2 separate regions of the Homo sapiens genome follow, and region 2 is linked to region 1. A link is an interaction called in ENCODE POLR2A ChIA-PET data of the cell type or tissue named here. Cell type or tissue: A673. All regions are shown on one strand. Links, peaks and the distances in the headings refer to the core of each region. The heading gives the core; the rest is flanking DNA. Region 1 has its middle 20 kb from the start of PMFBP1. Region 2 has its middle 16 kb from the start of CHST4.

The links. ChIA-PET counts read pairs that join two places held together with the same protein. Peaks named below come from ENCODE experiments on the same cell type or tissue, not always from the same donor. Only the 100,000 strongest peaks of a DNase experiment are listed, where the experiment ranks them.
Region 2: POLR2A ChIA-PET joins it to region 1 with 7 read pairs; 1 of 35 experiments calls an interaction of 5 or more read pairs at or near these places.

The regions. Positions count from the first base shown.
Region 1 is chr16:72,189,822-72,194,222 of GRCh38, forward strand. It overlaps a transcript of PMFBP1 not described here. Among named protein-coding and RNA genes, the nearest start is that of PMFBP1, 20 kb to the left of the region's middle. In A673, for the core only: no CTCF peak of the experiment used is centred there; a DNase peak (open chromatin) is centred at 1,960.
Region 2 is chr16:71,539,993-71,544,350 of GRCh38, forward strand. No RefSeq gene overlaps it. Among named protein-coding and RNA genes, the nearest start is that of CHST4, 16 kb to the left of the region's middle. In A673, for the core only: CTCF peaks have their summits at 2,476 (motif pointing left) and 2,687; a DNase peak (open chromatin) is centred at 2,479; H3K27me3 peaks cover 898 bases.

The DNA of each region.
Region 1 (4,401 bases), core at 172-4,171:
GGTTTTTAATGGATAATTTGGTGGGTAGGAGGCTAGGGAATGGGTGCTGCTGATTAGTTGAGGATAAAATCATAGGGGTGTGGAAAATAGTCCTTGTATGCTGAGTCTGCCTCTGGGTGAGTGTCATGGGACTGGTTGAGTCATGAGTCACGGGTCTTGGCAGGCAGTCAGTCAGTTGTTAGAATGCAAAATTCTGAAAAAAAATCTCAAAAAACCAATCTTAGGTTCTACACTAGCAACGTTATCTATAGCAGCAATCGGGGAAGTCACAAATCTTGTGACCTTTGGCTACATGACTCCTAAGCAGTAAGGGATTATAGAAACTATGTCTACATTTTAAGTAGAATTCAGGCCTCTCCCATAATCCTAATCTCCTGACCTTTGTTAGTTTTATTCAGTCTCTGAGCAAGGAGGGGGTTGGTTTTAGGGACGGACTATTATCATCCTTGCTTCAAAGTTAAACCATGAACGAAATTCCTCCCATGGTTAACTTGGCCTATACCCAGGAATGAGTGTGGACAGCCAGCTCGTGAAGCTAGAGGCAAGATGGATTCAGCCATGCTTGATTTCTCTCACTGTCATAATCTTTGCAAAGGCAATTTTGCTTCTGACCTCAGTGAACACAGGGTGGGTAGAACAGAGGACTGCAGTTACACTTACTGATGAAGAACTGATGGGAAGAGAGAGTGCTGTGAATGTCTTTCTAGAAGTTTCATAATAAAGGGAAGAGGGGAGAGAGAGAAAAGAAAGGGAAAGGGAGAGACAGAGAGGGAGTGAAATGGGATGGAAGGAAAGAGAGTGAGCCTAGCTTGGGGTCAGAGGCAGGCGGGAGAACAGAGAGTTGCAGGGGTGAGAGAGAGGTGGGGTTGGGGAGGCAGACCAGATGAAGAAGACTGAGCCTCAGAACTTCTCTCTGGCACACCTCAATCTGAGCACACACTCTTTGGGGCACAATGTAATTATTATTTCTTTCAGGCAGTGAAGCATAACATTAACAGGTTCAGTTGCAGATTTAATACAGGAAGCTTTATAGGACATCTTAGATCGTGAGGACTTTGAGGGAAGACCTAGGCTTCCTTAACGGAGTACCAGGCAAAGAGAAGGTTCTTCGTGTGTTTGTTGAATGAATGAATGGGTCTTATTCACATTTTTATTGTGAATATTATGAAAAAAGAACATGACACTGATTTTAAAACACTTGGAAATACAGTCATAAAACATGAAAATTTTATGGCCTGCAAGTCATTTCAGGAAATGCTGCAAATACATCCATCCATCCTGCCCGAGGCCTTGAGGTAATAGGGCCATTATAGGATTTCTCATTGGGTCATCAAAAAACTTTCTGCCCCTATATTCCTGCTACTTTACAGACAGATTCTGTATTTTATTAAAGGTAGGAAAAATAAATTGTTTCGGAAGCGCAGGGTATAGTTAAAGGTGTTAAGAAAATGTAAAACAATTTTACTAGTGTCTTGCCTACTAATTTGGATAAATGTTTATTCTCAAAATGTTCTAGCATTATCTTTCTTCTTCCAGAAAGGTCAGGCACATGCCACTAAAAACACATTTAGTACATTCGAGAATATTTTTCAAGTGATTTATTGGAGCAATGTATGGACTATTTATTTAAATATATCTCTTATTTCCAGTAATGCTACAACCTCATTAGAAGCGACTTGGCTCATTGCTTAAGCAAAATGATTTAGCTATTTAGGAGCTCTCCTTTAAAAATAGGCTATTTTCTCTGAACAGTTTACCAGAATTGGGGATCTATTTTTAGAAAAGTACAGAAGAATGGGTAAGGTCATAGTCCTGAGCCTTAGGTAATTCCTTGAGAAGTTGTATCTATTGTACGTTCTGGTTCATTTTTCTCCATTCCTGGTTCTCCAGCAGGGAGGAGTTCTCCTCTTGAGGTATGAGGGCACAGCCACCTCTCTGGGGAATTCTGGAATCCTCTGAAGAGGCTCTGTCCTGGCAGGCACCCAGCTAGTAAAGTATCGGGCCTGGTTTTAACAGTGAAAAACTGCTTCTACTCTTTGGGGACATGAGAACCCGATTTTACATACTGGAAAATGAAATTTGCTAACTACTGAGTGTGCAATGCATAATCCCCACTCTGTAGCTAATACATTCAGATGCTTACAGCATATACATAAGCTATGAAGCAGAATGATCAAATGCGTGTGTGTGATCCCCTGCGAGCTGAAACATTACCAATATGTGGCTTCTAAGTGTTTCTCCTTGTGGCATTCCTCTGACCCTTGCCTCTCCCCACCATCCTGAATTTTGTGTTTATTATTTACCTGTGATTAAAAAATACTTTTATCACATATGTATCCTCCTAAGAGGAGGGAGGGAAGGAGAGAGAAAGAAAGAGATGGAAGGAGGGAGGGAAGAAGAGACACACACGTTTGAGAGGAGAGAGAGAGACAGAATTCCCTAACAGTTTAATGTCACTTTAGAAAACACACACATTTCCTCAGGTATTTTGTTTCACCTAATGGTCCCAATTCAACTGTTATAGGATGCTAAATATGTTATTGTACTGAAAAATTTTTAATTTTATTAAATCTAGCTGGTGCACGTAGAAGGGAACTTGCAGTTTCATGTATTGTTTGTAGAGTGTTAATTGCCTTTTTTTCTTGAAAGTAATTTAGCAATATGGATGGAATTAAAGTCCTTAAAAAAATACAATGGGCCAAGCATTACCCCTTACAGGATTTTATTCTAAGGGAAGAATAGAATAAGTATGCAAAGATGTTTTTTTAAGGATGTTAACTGCAGGGCCGGGTGTGGTGGCTTGCACCTGTAATCTCAGCACTTTGGGAGGCCGAGGCAGGCAGATCAGGAGATCAAGACCATCCCACGTCAGGAGATCAAGACCATCCTGGCCAATATGGTGAAACCCCGTCTCTACTAAAATACAAAAAATTAGCCAGGTGTGGTGGCACATGCCTGTAGTCCCAGCTGCTCAGGAGGCTGAGGCAGCGGAATCGCTTGAACTCGGGAGGCGAAAGTCGCAGTGAGCCGAGATCCTGCCACTGCACTCCAGCCTGGGTGACAGAGGGAGTCTCTGTCTCAAAAAAAAAAAAAAAAGAAGACATAATCTAAATGTCCAAAAGTTATTGGTTAAATATGCAGTGATTTAAAATGATGAAAGAATGTGCACGTTATATTGAGTGGGAAAAAAGCAGCTATATAATACATAACAATTATATAATAACAACAGTTACATGGACCACCCTATATGGAGGACCCTCTAATTTTTATAAAAATAACTTCTGGCCAGGCATGGTAGGTCGCGCCTGTAATCCCAGCACTATGGGAGGCTGTGGTGAGAGGATCACTTGAGGCCAGGAGCTCGAGACCAGCCTGGGCAACAGAGTGAGATTCTGTCTCTACAATAAAATAAAATAAAAATTACCTGGTGTAGTGGTGCACACCTGTAGTCCTACCTGCTCAAGAAGCTGAGGTGGGAGGATTGCTTGAGCCCATGAGTTTGAGGCTAAAGTGAACCATGATGGTGCCACTGCACTCCAGCCTGAGTGACACAGTGAGATTCTGTCTCTAAAAATAAATAAATAAATAAATTTATATGTATGAAAAAAATTGTGGAGGCAAAAACACCAAATTGTATAAACAGGGACAAGATTTTAGGTGATTATCATTATTGCTTATCTGTATTTTTTGTCTTTCTAGAAGAGTAATATATTATTTTTTGAAAATGAAAAATAGCTTGTACTAGTCTATTTATTAAAGAGAAAGCTTGGAGATTTTTTATGTGACCTATAGTCCATTATCCATCTGTGGATGGAAAATTTAAAATCATTGATACCTACTATGAAGAACTTTTCTCCCTTGCAGTGCTCTCTGGGGATGCAAACTGACTTTATATCAGTGAGGAAAAAAAAAAAAAAAGAAATACAATTACACAACCCCCAAATGCATTCTATTGAACAAAAATTCAAACATCTGTATTACCCCAATCATATGTGCCCGGCTCCAGTCCATCAGCATGGCGCACACATACCACCGCTAGCTAACCACACCTCCCCAAGTTTTCCACAGGGCGGGTTAATATTTCTAGTTCCATTTGTCATTACAACCTCCCCATGAGGTGGAAGAGTCTATAGTGGCAGGTATGGTAATTATCAAGGCTGCTTTTTTTTTTTTTTTTAATTTGGTAAAAGACTGGTCAAATATTTTCATTTTATAGTCCCCTGATCTCTTGGAGCCTTTGAAAATAATGGTCAGTAGTTCAGCGAGTTCATTATCTAATTCTCTTAAGGTTGGGGAATGTGCATTTCTGGACCTGCTGATTTACATATTGTACCATGTTTTCAAGTATTCCCTTACCCGGTTTATTTCAACATCTATATTTAAAAGTCTTCATTACTTCCT
Region 2 (4,358 bases), core at 1-4,000, 650 kb before region 1:
AGTTGTTTAGATTTAAGTTAATTAAAATTTAATAAATTTTTAGCTCCTCAGTCACACTAGCCACATTTCAAGGACCCAATAGCTGCGTGAGGCTAGTGGCTACTGTATTGGACAGCATAGATATAATGTCCACCATTGCAAAAGTTTGATTGGACAATTCTGGTCTAAATTCATTTTTATATGTGTATCATCTAATCCCTAATTCAGCCCCATCCTCCTAGGCCAAAAAGTTTAAAGAATATATAATATCATGGCATTTTTATATAGCATAGAGTGCATAATATAAAATCATGCTATATAGGCTGGGTGTGGTGGCTCATGCCTGTAATCCCAGCACTTTGGGAGGCCAAGGTGGGCAGATCACTTGAAGTCAGGAATCTGAGACCAGCCTGGCCAACATGGACAAGCCATGTCTCTACTAAAAATACAAAAATTAGCCGGGTGTGGTGGTGCACACCTGTAATCCCAGCTACTCGGAAGGCAGAGGCAGGAGAATTGCTTCAACCCGGGAGGCAGAGGTTGCAGTGAGCCGAGACAGTGCCTCTGCACTCCAGCCTGGGTGACAGAGCAAGACTCTGTCTTAAAAAAAAAAAAAATGCTATATAATCTTAAAAGCCTGACCCAGTGTTGAACAAGGCTGCAGTGAACAATGGCACAGTCTCTTGTTGAAGTGTTCAGGAGGCTGGAGCTGGGATTCAGTGGTGAGAATGGCAACACTCAATTGAGATATGAGGCATTTGGGGACATGAGAACTGGTGACAAGCATAGAGGATGGTGTTCTGCAAGACATCCTTCCTAATTCAGAGGCATCTGTTCCATCCCCAACCCCCAGCAACAGAAAGGTGTTTCTTTCCACCTTAGCCTGTCTAGCTGCATAGGGTCTGTGCATGAGTTTAAACCTAGATTAGGGGTGAATTGATCATATTTCTCAAAGCTGATTTTTAGGGTTTAGGGAATGAGCTTCTCTCAAGTCTAATGTAACCATAACAGCCTGAATTGCCTAATTGCAATACAGCAATAGATTTCTTTACAAAATGCCAAACTAGGCAACTGCTCCAAGTCCTATGTTTGCAACTGGGAGTCGGGGGGTGGAGGTCTCAAACTTTATAAATAATTATCTGGATGGTGAGAAGGGAATGTGTTTGAGGCAAAAGGGTGCCAACAGTAACTTAACTACTTTTCTATCTATAGTTACTATGTGGCTCCATTTTATTTGTTTTTTTGTTTGTTTGTTTGTTTGTTTGTTGAGATGCGTTCTCACTCTGTCACCCAGACTAGAGTCCTGTGGCACGATCTCTGCTCACTGCAACTTCTGCCTCCTGGGCTCAAGCAATTCCCCCTGCCTCAGCCTCTCGAGTAGCTGAGATTACACGCGTCTGCCACTACGCCCGGCTAATTTTTGTATGTTTTAGTACAGACGGGCTTTCGCCATGTTGGTCAGACTGGTCTTGAACTCCTGACCTCAGGTGATCTGCCTGCCTTGTCCTCCCAAAATGCTGGGATTACAGGCATGAGCCACTGTGCCCAGCCGTGGCTTCATTTTCTATAGAATGAGAGCAGTTGCTAAGTTTTTAATACATTTTCATTAAAACTACATTTTTTCAACTTATGAATAGTGGTTATGGAGAAAGATAGAATCAACTTCTGTTAATTTTTATGCAAAAATCTGCCATTGAATTGTCCATAATATGTTTCTCAAAATATCATTTATAATTTATTATGTGATTTAGACCCAAGCTAAATATAAATTAACTTCATTAACTATGTACATTATCATGACACTGTTGAATTACTTTCACAGACTGACAAAGCAAAATTAAAAATAAACTCTGTAAGTGACCTAGTCCAGTTAACAATAAACCTCTGACAGGCATTAGTCGAGGATCCCCAATCCATTGCCCCTTGTGTCAAGGGTTATGCCCCACTTCTGGATAAAGGTGCCTGGTCATTCAGAGAAAGGTTTTTTTGTGTTTTTTGTTTTGTTTTGTTTTTTTCAATGCAGTGATGAGGAAAAGTAGTAACCAATAACCAGAGTAAGGAAATTTGAATATAGCACTTGGCTAAGGGATGTATTCATTTTTTCCACACACTTAATGGGCATCTACTATATGCCTAGGAATGTTCTAGGTGCTGTGGATACAGCAGCAAACACAACAGGCAAAGCCTCTCCTTTCATACAACAGACATTTTAGTCTGTTGGGGGCAAGAGAACAAAAAATATATGTCAGATGCTAAGTACTATAAAGAAAAATAAGGGGAAGGGGCTTGGCAGTGAAGGAGGGTGCTATTCTACAGAGGCAATAGGAGACTTCTTCGCAGAGAACGTGGGATTGCAGCAGAGACCACCTCCAAGTAAAGGAGGTTGCCATGCAGAGATCTAGGGGCAGAGTGCCCCAGTAGATGCCAATGTCAGTATGGACAGAATCAATGAGTCTAATGAGAACCTATTGTGTGCTTGGTACTGTGCTGCGTGCGCCCCCTGGAGGATAAGGAAGTAGAACCGTGACGGTAAGACAGAGAGGTTATGCACTCCCGAGCGCTGGGGCACTGGAACCGGGCTGCCTGGGTGACTCCACTATTACCAGCTACGTGACCTCAGGCAAGTTCCTCAACATCCCCATGTCTTAAATCCCTCAAGTATAGAGTGGGTGGAAACAGCAGGACGACTCCTTGGAGTTACTGGAAGGGCTAATGAGTCAGTGTGTGGAACGTCCTTAGCGAGCACTCACTCAGCATTAGCTGTGAATATCATGATTACAATGCTTTTCTCCCATTTCTGATCTGAACCCTTCTATGGCATTTCTGATCATGCTGAAATGATGAGATTTATACTTCCTGATCTTCTAGGTTCTCTACATGAGTGGTTCTCAACTGGAGGCAATTTTGTCCCACAGGGAACACTTGACAATGTCTGGAGACTTTTTTTATTTTAGTATTATTATTATTATTATTATTATTATTATTATTATTATTATTATTTATTTTTGAGATGGAGTCTCACTCTGTCACCCAGGCTGGAATGCAGTGATGTGATCTCACCTCACTGCAACCTCCGCCTCTCAGGTTCAAGCAATTCCCCTGCCTCAGCCTCCTGAGTTGCTGGGACTACAGGTGCGCACCACCATGCCTGGCTAGTTTTTGTATTTTTAGTAGAGACGGGGTCTCACCATATTGGCCAGGCTGGTCTCGAACTCCTGTCCTCAAGCGATCCACCCTCCTCACTCTCCCAAAGTGCTGGGATTACAGGTGTGAGCCACCATGCCCAACTATATTTTATTTTTAATTGACAATAATTTTATCTATTTATCTGTAGACATTTTTGATTGTCACAACTGGAGAGCGGGGGATTCAGTGTTACTGGCATCTACCATGTAGGGGCCTGGGATGCTGTTAAATAACATCCTACAAAGCACAGGACAGTTTCCTATAACAAAGAATTATTTGGTCCAAAATGTCAATCGTGCAGCTGTTGAAAACCCCCACTCTACACCAACCAGGGATAAGGATAAAGAGCTGATGACTCAAATGGATTTCCCTTTCATCTCATCCAACCTCATTCAAACGCATGTGCCACCAGCCCAAATGTCCTGACTGGGGAGATATAACCAGGGCTTTTTGATACCCACTCCATTAGTAACCATCTCAAAAGGATAGTTGGTAGAGTAGCTGTTACAAAACTACAGAGCTGCGTCACACGAGGTGAACCAAGAAAAGACTCAGGAGAGGAAGTGAGGTGCAGCCAGCCTTCCTGGGACCAGTCACTCGCTGTGCCTTAACTAGTCATGGCTCATGTCCACCCTAATTCAGGCACCTGTGGCCAGAAGAGGAAAGGGTTTAAAGAGGCAAAACATGATCATTTAGGGCCTCGGGTAAAACGGGCAGGATGAATGAAGCCTGAAGCAAATGTGCTGGACAAACATGTGTGACTGGAAACAGAGACACCATTCACGAATGCCAAAAAGCTCTGTAGGCACTGCAAGATTGAGATCAGTGTTTCTCAACCTTTTTTTATTTTTTTTCCTCATTATCATCCCCAACCACTACTCCAGCGAGCCTTGTAGACATTGTTTTCCTAATCGCCACCTAATCGCCACCCCCATACAAAATTTTAATATCACAAATATACTGTTGGGCCCAGCTTTGGCTCACGCCTATAATCCCAGCACTTTGGAAGGCTGAGGCAGGTGGGTCGCTTGAGCTCAGGAGTTCAAGACCAGCCTGGGCAACATGGTGAAACCCTGTCTCTACAAAAAAAATACAAAAATTAGCTAGCAGTGTTAGTGCACACTGTAGTCCCAGCTACTCAGGAGACCGAGGAGGGAGGATCTCTTGAGCCTGGGAGGTCGAGGCTGCAGTGA